Regions from separate parts of the Homo sapiens genome. Here region 1 is linked to region 2. Evidence: chromatin loops called from intact Hi-C (ENCODE). Cell type or tissue: PC-9. All regions are shown on one strand.

The links. Peaks named below come from ENCODE experiments on the same cell type or tissue, not always from the same donor. Only the 100,000 strongest peaks of a DNase experiment are listed, where the experiment ranks them.
Region 1: a loop joins it to region 2, with 8 times the contacts of the local background. A loop is called at or near these places in 3 of 110 quality-filtered maps.

The regions. Positions count from the first base shown.
Region 1 is chr1:115,175,648-115,183,647 of GRCh38, forward strand. No RefSeq gene overlaps it. Among named protein-coding and RNA genes, the nearest start is that of LINC01765, 80 kb to the left of the region's middle. RefSeq lists enhancers at 3,335-3,836, 3,613-4,812. In PC-9, no CTCF peak of the experiment used is centred here; DNase peaks (open chromatin) are centred at 4,014 and 4,504; H3K4me3 peaks cover 1,321 bases; H3K27ac peaks cover 3,649 bases.
Region 2 is chr1:115,465,290-115,473,289 of GRCh38, forward strand. No RefSeq gene overlaps it. Among named protein-coding and RNA genes, the nearest start is that of NGF, 130 kb to the left of the region's middle. In PC-9, CTCF peaks have their summits at 4,599 (motif pointing left) and 4,802; a DNase peak (open chromatin) is centred at 5,032; H3K4me3 peaks cover 1,165 bases; H3K27ac peaks cover 3,297 bases.

The sequences.
Region 1 (8,000 bases), 290 kb before region 2:
AATTGTGTCCAGGAACTTGGAGTGGAGGTGGACTCTGTGGAGAATGAAGACAGAACTAGCTGCAAATGTGAGCTCCTGGCCCCTCTGAGCAGCCATATTAAAGATCAAAGGGACAAAGCCTGTGCATTCCAGATGGAATCAGGCAGCAAAGCACAGCTACGAAAGCATTCTTGGCTGTCATACCCTCGAGTGCCATGAGCAGGCTCTTTGCTCAGCACTCTGTTCTACCTACTGAGTCAAGAAAGCTCCTTTTAGTCTTCACAGGGTCAGGGATGTGGCAGGGAAGATTTTCAGTGCAATCAAAACAAGATGCTTCAGTGCAGTGGCTCCTCTCTGCTTCCCTGGGGACAACTGGGGGCCTTTGGGAATAGGAGAATGGGGTGGGGGAACTCGGTCTCCTTGGTTTCTGGCCTTTTGAGAGCAATTTAGCCAATTCATATTTAGGCCAGGTCTTTTTGAACAGTCACCTGGTTGACAGCCCATTTTCTCTTTGGGGACTTTCTGAGAGCTCAAGATTCCAGGCTCCTGGTCAGAGTGTGCTTGACCAAAGGAGGGCAGAGAAGTTGTTTGGGTCTGAGCCTCCAGGCCTTTTTTTTCTGGGATGATGGTGTGATTTCTCCTTGTCTCAAATGACAGCAACTTCTATTACCCCCCCCTCCCTGCCCACAGTCGCTAGCTTGGATGTTAGATTGGCTAGCATATGCAGGCCATGTCAACTTGGTAATAGCTCAGCCAAAGCTAACATCCAGATGGGCCACTGGCATCAGTGTAACTGGGTATTAAGAGATAAGCTCTGAACTTAGTGGCTCTGCCATTTACTAGCTGTGTGACCTTGGACCTTGGCTTCTTCCTCTGAAATGTGTGATGATAATGCCCACCTGTTAAACTATTTGGGAGGACTACATGAGATAAATTTTGTAAAGCACTAGCTCTGTGGCTGGACTATAAATATGATGCTCAATAAATGCTATTTTTATTGATTGTAAAAGTACTTCTCAGAGAAAGCCCATTTTTTCCTCTTTTTTGTGCTTCCCTCCACTTGCCTTCCTTCTAGGATTCTACATCTAGGAACCAAAAATTAGAGGGAGAGAAAGAGAGAGAGAGAGAGAGAGAGAGAGAGACACCATGACACCACAGATTCTTCCAGGGGCCCTCTCACCCTGGCTGGAAGCTTATTTGTAAAGCAGTTTTGGGTCACCCATGCTCTGAGGCAATTAATTATTTTTAGAAATTTCTAAATTCCAACTAAAGAAAAAAATATGAACCACCATTATGGTTCCCAGGTAGAGTTAAATCCAACTGGTGTGTTAATATGTCTTTCCTACAAAAAGTCGTGGTGCCAGATCTTTGGATCAAGCTGCTGCATATTCTCTTCACTCTCCACCTTTATCTTACCCTATCTCCTTCCTGAGGCTCAGGTTTCCAGTTTTTCTGATACGTCAAACTTATTCTTCACATGTGGGTCATGCCTATCTGATTTTGGAAATCCTAATGAAGCAGAATCCCTTGTTCATAGTAGGTGCTCAGTGAAATTAGGTTAAATAGTTTAGCTTGTTTTCAAGGCAGCCTATGAGTTTTGTTAGCAAGCTTCTTTCTTCATGACAGGAAGGATGTGCTCATGACTATCTGTAAAGTTAGTGCGTGATTGCCCAGGTGGGGTGGTTTAGAGGTGCAAGTAAAGGCCCCCCACTTATATATAGAGCCCACCTTCACCTGCCAGCTAGAATAGATGGTGTATGAGCTTTAGAGTCCACATCCTGGCTTCCAAAACCAGCTCCACTGTGCACTGTGTGGCCTTGGGCAGGCTCATACCCTGAGAACCTTGGTTACCCCATCTATAAAATAAAGATAGTAATATATATCTCAAGGGTGCTGATAAAGCTTAAATGGAACAAAGTAATGTATATGCCTGAACATAAGTGAGAATTTATCCAAACGATTCCGAGGAAGAAACCTTATATTTGAGACTGCACAAAGGCTGGAATATAATGGGGAACACTCTCAATTAGGTTATTTTGAACAATAAGGTAGTGTTTGGGTAAGGCCCAGCCTGAAACAATCTCAATGCCCATTTGAGGGGCTTTAGAGATTTTTAGATAGAATCTATGGGATAAAAAAAGGACAGTAATTATTACTGGAAATGAGGCTTCTCACTTGCAAGTGATGGATGTAATGGTAAATAAGCCCTTTGAAGATCATTCTTAGATCATAAATACCTACCTATGAGAAAACAAGGCCAGGTATGGTAGCTCATGCCTGTAATCCCAGAATTTTGGAAGGATTGTTTGAGGCTAGGAGTTAAAGACCAGTTACGGACCCTGCCTTTAAAAAAAAATTAGCTGAGCATGGTGGGGCATGCCTGTAGTCCCAGCTACTCAGGCAGGGGGATCACTTGCACTCAGGGGTTCAAGGCTGCAGTGAGCTATGATCGCTCAACTGCACTCCAGCCTGGGTGACAGAGTGAGACCCTGTCTCTAAGAAAGCAAACAAACAAAAAAAGGAAAAAAGTATGTATATAACAGTTCTGATGTTATAAATTGTGAATTGCTTTTCTCCTTCCTTCCTTCCTTCCTTCCTTTTCTCCTTCTGTGGCTTGGGATAAAATTTCCAGTGACAGGCTTATGTATGATCTTGAAAAACATACATGGAAGAAGTTGAAATGCTCTAGAAAACAAAGTCTGATAACTCAGAAGGTGGCTTCAGGGAGGTCAGGACACTGGTATTGGAAATGAATATGAGAAGTTTGAATACAACTGTTTCATGAACTGTGGGTGTGGAAAATAACATTTTAAAATATATCATTTTATATACTGTGTGATTTCAAATATTTTTCTAATTAAATGTTCTATTGTAAGTGGACATTTACCTATCTCATCTACTGCCCTATATGTCTATATATTAAAATTGGGGAAAGTTCTTTTGGGGTAGCACAGGTCCCTGGGGACTGTAAGGGACTGGGGGATATTTTTTCTTCCGTATCCACTTCACTGCACATGTCAGCTTCTTTCCTCCCTCACTGTGATTTGCCTTCTGAGCTTTCCTGGTCATGTCAAGGGAAAAATGGCTCCCACAACTCCACAGTTTTTATGTCTTACTTGTTGAAGGCTTTGGTCCACACCGAGACTGGAATTGCTGAGCCTCTATTCAGTGTTTTCCCAGGTGAGATTCAGGCTGTCCTGGGTCAGGTCAGGGGTTCAGCCCTGGACCACTGAGCTGTGGCCAGGGCCACTTTGTACAGACATGGCTTCCGGAAGCTTGTCCCTCCCACCCTACGTTCAGCTGGCAACAAAGTGTCCAGTGTCAGGGACAAGACATTTCTAGGGGTCCTGAAGACATTTACAGGGACTGAATTCAGTATGAGATGGGGGTTTTTGAGCAGTGAGCTACGTCTGAGGAAAGTTGATCTGGTAATAATGTAAGGAACAATTTCAGAGGTGAATAACAATTTACTAGGAATTATTTTATGGGATTGGGGGAGGAGAATTGGGAAGGCTTTGGGGCCTTCAAGAGTTTTCTAATAATAAATTGCAAAAGGTAGGGAGGGAACTGCCTTTTTTGCAGTTATCCCCTGTGAGTTGACAAAAACATGGTGGCAGTGAGGGGAAAAGAAGCCAGAGGAGAGAGGCTTCATGAGGAAGACCTGTGGTAGGGCTTGGGGTGGGGCGCACTGCTCAGCCTTGGTCCTGAGCCCCATCTCACCTGGGTGCTCCTGGTGAGGTGGAAGTGCGGTTGCTGATAGCTGACAGGCCTGGCTAGGAAGCAGAGCTCTTGGCCTGACACACCAGGGGCAGGCTGGGCTTCACCTCTGTGGGCAAGGCAGCAAGCAGTGAGCCAGGGCAGCGTGACAGGACAGTGTGGTGACAGACCATAGTGAAACGTGAGGGGAGCCCTGAGTCACTGCATTTGGTGGAGTCCACTGAGTGTGCGGTGTAGATAAAGACACCCACGAGCGCACTCCACAGCCCTCACCCAGGAGAGCAGGCCCACTGGGGCCAGGCGGTGACTCAGAATGCAGCCACGTAGATAACCGCTGACTCAGTTATAAATTCCTTAGCTCCCTCCGCAGGCCTGGGTTTGAGGGACAGGTGACTCACAGACTGACCCTCTCTTTGGTCTGGTTTTTCAGAGGGTTATCTTTAGATCTCCAGGTCATCCCAACCTCTAGGACACCCCTGGTCTGAAGGCCGAGCCAGCCATATTAATGTTCTCAGCACACACTTGGCTTACTCACTGGGATTTCTGTTCCAGCAGCCTCTCCGTTCTAGTTGTGTATCCACTACACACATTTTTGGTTGGTGTCTACAATGCCTCGGCTCCATGCTGGGCACTGAGGACACTGCAATGCACCAGAAATGATCCCTGCCCTGCAGGAGCTGCAATTGCCTCTTGGTGACTGTTTCTGACACACTTTATGTGGAAGTTGGTTCAATCAGGAAAGAGACACCTCTTTGGACCCCCATCTCTCACCCAGTCCACACTTCCTGGTGGTGACTGGTCGGCTCCCTAGTTTCCTGGTCTGGCCTGAGCAGCCGGATCTTCTCCTACGTACCTGCTTCATTTTTCCTGCTGCCTGAAGAGAGTAAGTCTGCTTCCTTCCACTACGTGGGTAGTAATGTGGGAGTGTTTTGATAGCTAAAGGGCCGCTTGCGTGTTTGTACTGAGTTTCACACACATGCAGAGGCACCCAGCCCTGCACCAAGACTCCTGGAGATTGTCCATGGACTCACCCTGGGACAACAGTCACCCCATTTAGTGAGCCTGTGTTTTATGTGCAATTTGATGATCATAGTAGCTCTGTGAGATAGAGTTTCATCAGATATTTAATATCAGATTGTATTAACATCATTATTACTTTACAGGTCAGGAAACTTAGGCTCAGAAAAGTTGCCTAAGATCCCACAGCTTTTAAGCTTTTAAGAGGCAGTTCTGTTTCACCCTAAAACCTGCTGCTCTTAATGACTTGTACATATTGTTCCAACCCTAGGGTGAGTTCTCTGCCCTCTTGGGAGCATCCTCATTTTGAGATCAGGGGTTCTTCATCTTTTGACTTTCCAAGACCCCAAACCTCATCGGAGCACAGCAGGTACAGGCTGGCAGCAGAAGGAAGGGACAAGATCTAGATAACAGTGTGTGGGTGCAGATTCAATAAAAGTAGAGAACTCAGTATTGTGGGGGCCGAGTGACCAGGGCTTGTGATGGACTGAAGGATGGATTGCGGCAAGGCTGTGATATAGATATGATTTCTCATCAGGCTCCAAGCCCTTTAATAATATCTCCTCATGGTCCTGGTTTAGTGGGCTACTCTTTTAGATGAGCCCCACCTCTGCTGCCTATTCCAAGAATGTGATGAGAGAAGGGTGCTAGAATTATGATCACATGCTTTTGAGCTGGAGGGGTCTCAGAGCTCATTTAATCCAATTTCCTCAGGTAATAGGCAAAGAAAATGAGAGATAGAGGAGCTTCTGTGACTTTCCTGAAATGGTGGCAAGACCGAGACTGGAACACAGGTCCCTGTTCTACCCAGTGCTCTTTCTCTGACATCACCTCTCAGTACTCTGAACAGGATTACAGGCAGCTTGAGAGTCTATAAATTTGGGATAAAATACAACAAAGCTTTCATCTTACAAGTCCACACAGATGGGCTACTCCTTCCCCATCCTCTGGCCCTCCTCTCCAAGTAACCTATCTCATTATTCCATTCTAGGCCCTTGGGACCCATCCTCCCCCGTCCTTTATTTGTGTAGTCTTATGAAGAATCCGCAGCGTAAGAATTACTTTCTAACAATGGCATCTAAGAGTGGAAAGTTTAACTGTAAGTTTGGCGGGCAGAGCAAGCATTGTATTCATCTGCAGATGGCCTTTCTCTCTCTTTTGGCATTGATAACTGTCAGTTAGTTCCCCTCCACCCCACAAGAACCTGTATTTGGCAGAATAGATATGTCAGCATTCTTGTAAAGTACATTTTTTCTTTGTGAGAGGCCTTGCAAAATGAGTCCTTAGCTTTCTTCCACTGGCTTCAAAGTGTCTCCTCCTGTGAACATGCTTGATTCCCTTTGGACTATGCTGTGATGAGGTGTGATGTTATGGAAAGATTTAGTTCCTAAAGTCAGATAGCTCCTAGGTTGAGTCCTGGCTCCACCGCTTTAATAGTAGTGAGACCTTGGAAAAGATACTTAGCTCCAAATCTTGACTTCCCTACCTGTAATATGGGAACATTGGGGATCACTCAAGAAAAGGTATATGAAGGGGCCTCCCACGTAAGATGGTCTGGATGCCTCCTGGAAAAGATAGCTTTATCTTTAGGAAGCTGAGGAGATTTGGCTGCCAGTTGTTGCCCGAGAAGGGTAAAGACTTTAACTTCAGGTAAACCTCACAGTCATCGCTTTGGTACACACGTATTTGTGTACCATAAATAATAAATAACAAAAAATAATTGTTTTAAATAAAAATTTTTTAAGATAAAAAATATTTTTAAAAATAATATATTTAGATAGATATTTTAAAACAATTATTTAAATATAATGTATTTAAATAATTTAATTTAAATTAAATAATTAAATTATATTTAAATTTATTATTTAAATATTTTTAAAAAATAATTATTTAAAAATATATTTAAATAATTATTTTTAAAAATAATTATTAAAAAATATTTTTTAAATAAAAAATTGTTTAATAAAAAATAATTTTTCTCTTGCTGTTGTCCATGTTATTTTCCTCAGCGGCATCAGGGAGAGTGGTTATCACCTAGGGGAACAGCAGGGCACAGTGTGGGGAAGTGTGGCTCACAGAGTCCTGGTCCTTCCCCCAGCTGCCATTTACCAACCATCTGAGACATTGGGCATGGTATTTAACTTCAGCTTACTCATCCGGAAAGTAATGGGAACACTTACGTGTCATGGGGGTGACTAGAGGATTGATGGGATGGTGCTTGTGGAGCACTTACCGTTCAGGGCCTGGCATATGGTAGGTGTTGCTTACTGAGTTGGCATAATTTCTGAAATCCTTGTTTTGAGGGTATTTCTACATTATTAACGATAAGCAATAGATGCTTACAGGAACCTCCCCTAGGAGGTGATAATTTTCCTGGTTCCTCCAAAGTTTTTCCAATTGGCTGGGTTATGTTTCTGGTTTTGGAACGCAGGCCTTCCTTAGCAGGAGGGTCCCTGGTCTATGTAGCAAGCGTTGCTTATTCTTGGTTCCCTCCACTCTTTTTGGAGGTTGAAGCTTCACAATCTTGAGCCTTGATATGACTTTACAGAGGAGAGTCTGGTAGAGGGTGTGTTGCTCATCTTGGACCCTACTCGGGATAGGAGAGAGAATAGGGTTAATTTTCAAAGTGCCAAAATACCTTTGCATATATTGTTTCCTCTGCCTGGAATGGCCTCGCTTCTTCTGGTAAGTCCCTAATCATCCTTTAAGAGGCTTTTATTTTGGTCAAAGCGTTTTCCAGCCACCCTCAGTAAGTTCCATCACTCCCTCATCTGTGCACCCCTCTATTTAAATTCCTGCCATGTGTGGTCCAGGTGGCTCTGCTGGCTGTCCAGCTTTATCTCTGACCCCCTCAGCTGCCGAATTCTATGCCCCAGTCTTACTGTGTCCTCTTAGTTTCACAGGTGCACTAGGCCTTCCCTTCCCTCTGAGCTTTCATACCTAGTCCCTCTGTGTGTGACACTGGCGCCCTCCTCTGACCCCAATTTCCTTGGCCCCGCAGCCCCATGTGGTGAACTGCTGCCCATCCTCAAAAAAACCAGTTAAACATCCTTCTCCTGGTAAGAAGTCCCTGTGCTCCCAAGCCTGGGGTCTTCTTATGGGCTCCCGTGAAGCCTTCCCACAAACCCCATCACGCTTTGTGTTTTATATCCATCTCCCCAGCTCGACTGTAAGTATCTTGTGGGGAAGGGGCTGTGTATCTTTCTCCCTATTGTATCCCTGAATCTAGTACAGGCCTGTAGCAGCCATTCATCATATTAAAAACCAAAATCGATTTTCATGTTTTC
Region 2 (8,000 bases):
ACAGATTGGGAAACTGAGGCCCAGAGTGGGGAAGGGACAGGTCCAGTGTCACACAGCAAGTTCACACTAGAGCCAGGACTAGAACTCAGGTCCCTGACATTGATCCCAGAACTCTTTGCGCTGCCCATCACAGCTCACTAGTTCACTCGCTTCATAAATATTAAGCCTCACTTTGTGCTGGACCACAGGCAGATGTACACATACAGAAATAACTCTGATTCAAGGACAGTTGAGGCCAGAGCTTTTGAAAAAGGGTTTATATCCGGGCTGTGGGAGCCCACCACAGAGAGCAGTCAATGCCAGGCTGACTCAGGCCTGCTCATGGGGGAGGTGGGAGGTAATGATATCAGAAGTGGGCCCTGAAGAAGGAGCAGGGTAAAGCTGGGAGAGGGCATCTCAGGCTTAACAAATATTACACATTCTGAGACTTATGGGATGGATGTGTGTTGGGGTAGCTTCCCTAGACTAGTTGGAAACCTGCGGGGAAAAGGGAAAGTGGCAGAGAGAAGAGATCCAAAGGGGAATTGGGGCCAAGCAAAAGGAGGAGCTGGAAGACCAGCTGCCCTGCCTCACTATTCTGCAGAAGCCTCCCCAACTCCCCAAGGGCTGCCTTTCCTCCCTCACTTACTAGGTCAAGTGAGGATGGACATAGCACCTTCTATCTCACTCCCAGCTCCCCTCTTTCAGAAAGTTACCAGGTGCCTCTTCCCCAGCCAGGCTGTGGTGGACTTTCCCATCAATAGCCACTGCTAACAGAAGCTTGGAGGGGGGCAGCATTGAGAGCCCTGGGTCTGACTCTGTCAGGAAACAAGCCTGGAGGGTTCACCCGTGCTCTGGATGTAATCAGGATGTAACGCGGGGGAAGCCAGTCAGGAGCAAAGCCAAGGTTAATACCAAGGATGGAGCTTCAAGGAGTTAGAAGGCAGGGTCCGGGCTGGGGGGCTGGAAACCTAGGTTCAGTGCCTTCCCAGCCCTCACTATCCCTAGGCAGTGCTGTTCCTCATGAGCCTCTGCCCCTGTGGCAGCCCACAGCCAGGCTAAGACAGGGCTGGGGACAGCATTCCTCTCCCACAGCCCTCCTTCCTCCCTGGTTCTGGTCTGAAAACCCAGTCACCCTTCACTCACCTAGCTAGGTACCAAGGGTAGGACTTATTACCGAGTGCCCTGCCATCTGCCCCAAGGTAGTAAATGAGGGCAGAGGAAAATTGCAACCTCCCCATGTTAAATGTGTAAAAGGAAAAAGACTCTGAGGCCACAAGGCTTGAGCGGATCACAGGGAGCAAGCACCAGACTGAGGGGAGGCATGGAGCAGTGGAGGAGGAGACTCCTTGCTGGGGACTCCTGCTGGAGCTCTGCGGCCCCTGCACCTTCAGTCCCAATGCAGACACTGGTGCCTTCAGACCAGCCAGAGATGGGGTGGCAGGGGTACAAGTGTTCCCACCTTCCTAACATCCCCAGTTTTTGGATATGTGATGTCATCCAATCCTCATGACCCAGACAAGGAGGATCCCATTCCAAAAGGTCAAGTGCCAAAGTCACACAGCAAATAGATCGGTGGCACATAGGTAGGCCTAATAGCTGTGTCTTTTGATTCCTGCCTGGAGGCCCTGCTAGGCACCCCTTGCTAGGCATTGTGGGAAACTCAGAGATGTTTGAGACATGCCCCTTGCCCTCAAGGAGTTTGCAGCTTAGCTAGTAAAAAGGGCACGCTTAAGATGGTAGCATCCACTCCTGCCTGTGAGAGCCTCCAGCCTGCCAGCCTGCCCTATGGATTTTGGGTTTGTCAACACCCACATGTCACAAGCCAATTTCTTGAAACAAAAAAAAAAAAAAGAGAGAAGAAAGAAAGAAAAGGAGGTGGGGCATGGGCACAGTTAGCTCTACCAGAGAAACAGCACAATACAGTGGTTAAAAGTAAGGCTTGTAGAGTTCAATGTTCTTGGTTTAAACGTCATTCCACTAGCAGAACTAATGAGGCCTGGAACCATGGGTAAGTTCCTTAACTGCTCAAGTCTCAGTTCATTCATTTCCAAAACAGGGATATTGGCAGCACCTGCTCCATGGGTTGCTTTGAAGATGTAATGAGATAATGTATGTAAAGCTCTTAGCGTGCTGCAGCGAACATTGTAAGAACTCTGCTGTCATTAGTACTAAGGGCAGATTATCATAAATGTTAAGATGTAAAAGGCAGCAAAAAGGCAAAAGAAAGGATTAAGGCAGCCTAAAGGGAGAAGAAAAATTATCCGTTCTGTGCCAAGTCCTATGGGAACAAGCAATTCATTAAGGCTGGAGGAAGGAAGGAGGCAGGGTTGGAAGAAGATCTCAGAGAGAAAGAGGATTTCAGTTTGGGGAGTGCAAATGGGATCAGAAGACCTGAAGGTAAGTAAGCGGGAAGGTTTTTTAGTAGTCATGGTTGCTAAGCCTGTAAAATGCTCCAGATTTCACGGGATCTTTTCTCATGTCTCATCTTCAATCACACTCCCAACAATCCAACATTCCCATTTTCCAATGAGGATATTGAGTCTCAGGGAAGTTGAGCGGCAAACCTTGGGTCATAAGTAAGAGTCTGAGCCTGAACACACACCTGACTTTTGTTTCCAAAGCCTCCTTTCCCTGCCCCAGGTCCCCAGGGAAAAATTGTTAGGCTGGGGGTAGGATGAGGGGGTGGGTGACCACAGGCCCAGGGCAGCCCCACCCACCTCCCTGTAAAGGTATAGGGAGGTGGAAAATGTCCTTCCTTGTTCTCTTCCAAAAGAAAAGATTCAGAAGAAAATTGGGCCAGGGGTGGAAGGGGAGTCAGGCTTTTGAAACACAGTTATAGAAATCTCTCAGCTGTTACGTGCAGAGCATCAGGCAGGGCGCTTCTTGAGATCTGCTTCCATGAACCCATTCTCAGGGTGCACTCATTGCCTTATGCACACTCAATTTACATTGACTGAGCAGTGGGCAGCTCATTTAATCTGCACAGAGACCCTCTGAGGTAGGTGCAAATATTAAGCCCATTTTCATAGAGGTGCTTAGAAGAGGCCCAGACAGGTTAAGTTGGTCAGAATCCCACAGGTAGTAAGAGGAGGTACCTGGATTCACATGTGCCCCCTTGCCCACTACTATGCCCTCCACACCATATGGCACCACCTCCACAAGCCTCAAGCTGTGCAGTGACAGCTGTGGGGCCCCAGGAAAAAACTGTGCAGGGGCAAAGGGAAAGGGGAGGCCAGTGTGGACGGGAATCCTGGAAGTAAGCTTCCTAGATGAGGTACACATGCAGGGCTTTGAAGGGTTAAAGACCTGGGAGGAAAACAGGAATTGGAGAAGGAAGTGATTTTCTGAAAGGGGAATTGGCAAAAGTAAAGTTTCTGGGCAAAAGGCTGTTTGGAGTGAATAGTGGGAAATGCATCATCTTTGGGGTAAAGCCTTCTCTGACCTTCCATCTCCCCATCCATAAGAGGAGAATAATGAAATTACCTGCGTCATGGGGAGGGTGAGAATCAAATAAGATCTTAATTGTGAAAATACTTTCTGTTTTTGTTTTTTTCTTCTGAGACAGGGCCTCGCTCTGGCACCCAGACTAGAGTGCAGTGGCACAATAATGGCTCACTACAGCCTTGATCTCCTGGGCTCAAGTGATCCTCCTGCCTCAGCCTCCCAAGAAGCTGGGACTATAAGCACATGCCACCTCGCCCAGCTAATTTTTTTATTTTTTGTAGAGATAGAGTCTCACTTTGTTGCCCAGGCTGGTCTAGAACTCCTGCCCTCAAGCAATCCTCCCACCTCAGACTCCCAAAATGCTGGGATTACAGGCATGAGCCACCACACTCGGCTGAAAATACTTTCTGAATATTAAACTGCTGTATAATTATGACAAGTCATTTTGATTATAACCTTATGCTGACAGGCATGAAAGTTGTGTTCATGTTGTGGGGCACAATGGTGGGACAGTAAATAGAATGTGCAGGGTATGAAAAAGAAAAAGTAGTGGAACTGAAGGACGACCTGCAGCCGAGAAGTAAGGGAAAGTCCACATAGGCATGGGGAAAGGCTACTTTGCAAAGCTAAGTTTGCCTGGGACCCTGGGGCCTCTTGGACAACAGCTGAGGGCATCTTCCTCCAGGCTTGTTTAAACAATCTTCATGTCGGTGAAGCCCAGGAGGTCTTTATGGAAATATGTCAGGCCCTTCATCAATTCTGAGCCACCTTCATTCCATTGAGCCTCATTTTCCACATCTATAAAATGGGGATAACTCAGCTAGTTTGCGGAGTTGCTGTGGGCAGTGCACAGGGGGTGTGCAGTGTTTGACATGCACCGAGAACAGCTCAGTATGCTGGGAGTTTCCTAGGTCTCTTTTTAAACTCTGCTTCCCAAAGGTGAGAGGATGGTATCTGGACAAAAAGCTGAGGAACTGGGACTGGGCCTAACCTCATCTTTCTTAAGGACAAGGTGCACAGGTGCTCTGGCTATGCCGACTTCTCCTTGCCCAATCCAGTTTAATCTGACCACCTTACCCTCTATCCCCTGGCTGAGTACCTGCCCCCAGGTGTCCCAGAGCCCCAGCAGGCTGTGGTGGGCTTCTGCTGCCACCTATAGGCCCCATGTGGCACTGCCTCCCCCTGTCCAGCATTGAGGCCGGCATTCCCAGCTTTCACCTCCTCAAAGGGGATGCCATTGCATGTTTCCTCATCTGTCTCCCTGCCTGCTAGAGTGCCTTAAAGGCAGTGATTATCTGCTTTACCTATATCTCCACTATCCGGCCCAGTGCAAGCGCAGAGTAGTTGTTCAACACGTGCAGAAGGAATGAATGAGAAAATGGCCTTGCAGTGATGGAGATCACAGAAAAAACAAGAGGAACTTAGTCGGGGGTTATTTAATGCCAGCACAGGTGACTCACGGAGGCTTGTAAATTTCCCTTCAGAGGCTTTAGGAAACAAAGTAATTCTTAAGTGCCTGGGTTAAGGTTAGGGCAGTTGTGCTAGAAGCAGGGGGTGATTCAGGGAAAGTACGGGTCTCTTCTATTTTTGTTTCACTTCCCTGGGCCAGGACCTCCCCCTAAAAAATGTCCACAGTCCAGGAAAGCCTGAAGGAGGGAGTCATAAATGTGGCCTGGCTCAGTGCCAAGTGGAGACAGTTCAATGAGGCTCTCCTGTGGCCCTTACCAACGACCCGGATGTGAGTGCCTGGCTCGGCCCCTCCTTCCTCCCTATCTCTTTTCTTTCTTGGACCCGAGGCTTTCTTTGCCTGCAAGGCCCACTCTTTCTCCATTGCCTTTAAAAAAAAACAGATTTAGGGGGTACAAGTGCAGTTTTGTTACATGGATATATTGTGTAGTTGCAAAGTATGGGCTTTTAGCTTAGCTGTCACCTGAATAAATGGTGTAGATTGTACCCATTAAGCAATTTCTCATCCCTCACCCACCTCCCACCCTTCTAAGTCTCCAGTGTTGACTACTGCATTTTCTACATCCAGGCATACAAATTATTCAGCTCCCACTTACAAGTGAGAACACGTGGTATTTGACTTTCTGTTTCTGAGTTGTTCCAAAAAAAAAAAAAATGGCTTCCAGTACCATCCATGTTGCTGCGAAAGACATGATTTCTTTCTTTTTATGGCTGAGTAGTATTCTACGGTGTACACACACACACACACACACACACACACATATATCATGTTTTCTTTATCCAGGCATTCATTGATGGACATTTAGGTTGCTTCCATATCTTTGCTATTGTGAATAGTGCTGCGATTTTTTTTATGTTCTCCACTGTCTTTGACTGAGGAGCTGAGAAGCATATGAACACCCTAGAAAATTCCCTTTATACAGCTGGAAAGCCTGAGACACATAAGGCAAGAAGGAGCTCAGAAACCAGAGTCAGGATCAGGTTTATAATCAGGCATCCAGGATCTGGCCCTCAAGCCCAAGTGTCACTGATGGATGGGGAGGGGAATGAGACCTCAGGCAGGGTTTTCTGTGACTGGCTGAGCACAGCTTGGCCTCTTACACACCAGAGGCTACTTAAGGGTCTGGACACCTTTCAGTTTCGTTTTCAATGTCTTTATTTTGCCCCCTTGTCTCACTGAGGCTCCCACTTTCTAGGAAGTCATAAGACAAGGCTAAGTCTCCACCCCAGTCCCTGCTGGAAAATGGAAACCCAGAGCACCTATATGATCTGCTGAATCCCACCCTGAGAGCCAAGGGTGAAACCAGGGGAGACCCAAAAGCCCAAGGCTTCTGCACTCCCTTGAGCAGCCCCCTTCCTTTTACCCCGACAAACCCAGTCCTATGGCAGGAGAGGCACTGGCATCTGCTATGGTCTGAATGTTAGTGTCCCCCAAAATTCACGTGTTGGGACCTAGTAAACAGTGTGATGGCATTACAAAGTAGGGCCTTCGGGAAATGATTAGGTCATGAGAGCCCCACCATCAAGAATGGGATTAGTGCCCTTTTAAAATAGGCTCAGGCAAGCTCCCTGGCCTCTTCAGTCATGTGGGGACACAGCAGCAAGATGCCATCTATGAAATAGAGCACCCTCACCAGATACTGACTCTACCAGCACCTTGATCTTGGACTTCCCAGGCTTCAGAACTATGAGCAGTACGTTTCTGTTGTTTACCCAGTCTAATGCATTTTGTTACAGCAGCCCAAACAGACTAAGACAGCACCCCACTCCAGACCTTCAAAGTTGCCTTTGCCATGGGTTCAGCCAACCTCTGGGTGCCCTCCACCCAGTGCAGCCCTTACACTGTTTGTGCTGAGCCACAGGACCTTTGGTGCCTCTTCCTAAGTCTCCTGCCCTGCCATGGTTGGGCAGTCCTGCCTCATGCCCAGCTAAATTCCTCCTGCTACCATTGCATCTGCTTCCTCCCTGCCTCTGCTCCCATTGGCCCTGAGAAGAGAGAGAAAGTTGTCTCCTAATTTCTAAATATGGTCACCAAAGTAAAAACTGTTCCAGGAGCCCCTGGTTCCACCCCGGAGGCCATATCTCAGTCTTTCTGAGATTGAGACAGGATTGAATTTTCAAACTCACCCCAAGCGGACACCTCCATTCCCATCCTTAGTCAACAATGTCTTGAGTGCTTAGTCTGTGTCCAGAATCCTCTTCCCATTCTGGTGGTAGCAATTATTTTAAGAGTATCATTTGAGACAAAATTGTCAGAGGTATAGTTACATAATAGGAGCTGAAAAACACAGTCTTTGATTGGTGAAATAATTTGTCCAAGTGCCTGACCCCAGGACCAACCTATCCTTATACCTAAGCTAAGTCTGCAACCATATTGGCCAGACCTACACACAGCCTGCCTCAGAGCCCCACTGCCAGGACCTCACTTGGATAGACCTGAGCCTATGCCTCTCTGCCAGAGACTCAGAATCACTAGGACTCCTTGGGATCCACCAGGTACATGGAGAATGGGACAGGATTCGCTATCCACTACAGTTCAGGGGAAAGTCAAACGCCTCCTGAGCCAGGACATGGTGACTGTGAGTGGGGCCACCCCAGGCCATCTGACGTCTGCTTTTCTTGTCCCAAGGCTCCCTTCCCTTTCAGGGCTCATGCCTGGGGGAAGGTGCCCTCTGGCCCACCCTAGAGCCTGGAACATTGAAGAACACCCAGCTCTGCTGGAGCTGCAAAGAAGCAGAGTCTGTGATGGAGCAAACAAGAGCTATTAGCTAAAAGCTGGGGGGCTGTAAAGGGGTTTGCCTCTCACTTGCATGTAGGGCAAGTGACATGGAGACCACCCCCTGTGAAGAGCAATAACTCATCTCACACAGAGATGGCCAACTTCATTCATTCATTCATTTCTTCATTTGTTTTCTTGTTCATTCATGGAGTCAATAAATATTGGGTGCTTATGTGCCAAGCATTGTGCTAGGCTCTTGGGGGTACAGCAATGAACGCAGTGAACAAGATAGAGCTGCTACCCTCATAGAATTACTCTCTAATAAGGAAGACATGAACCATTACGATGTGATAAGTGTTGCAGGCATACTGGGAGCACAGGGATTAAA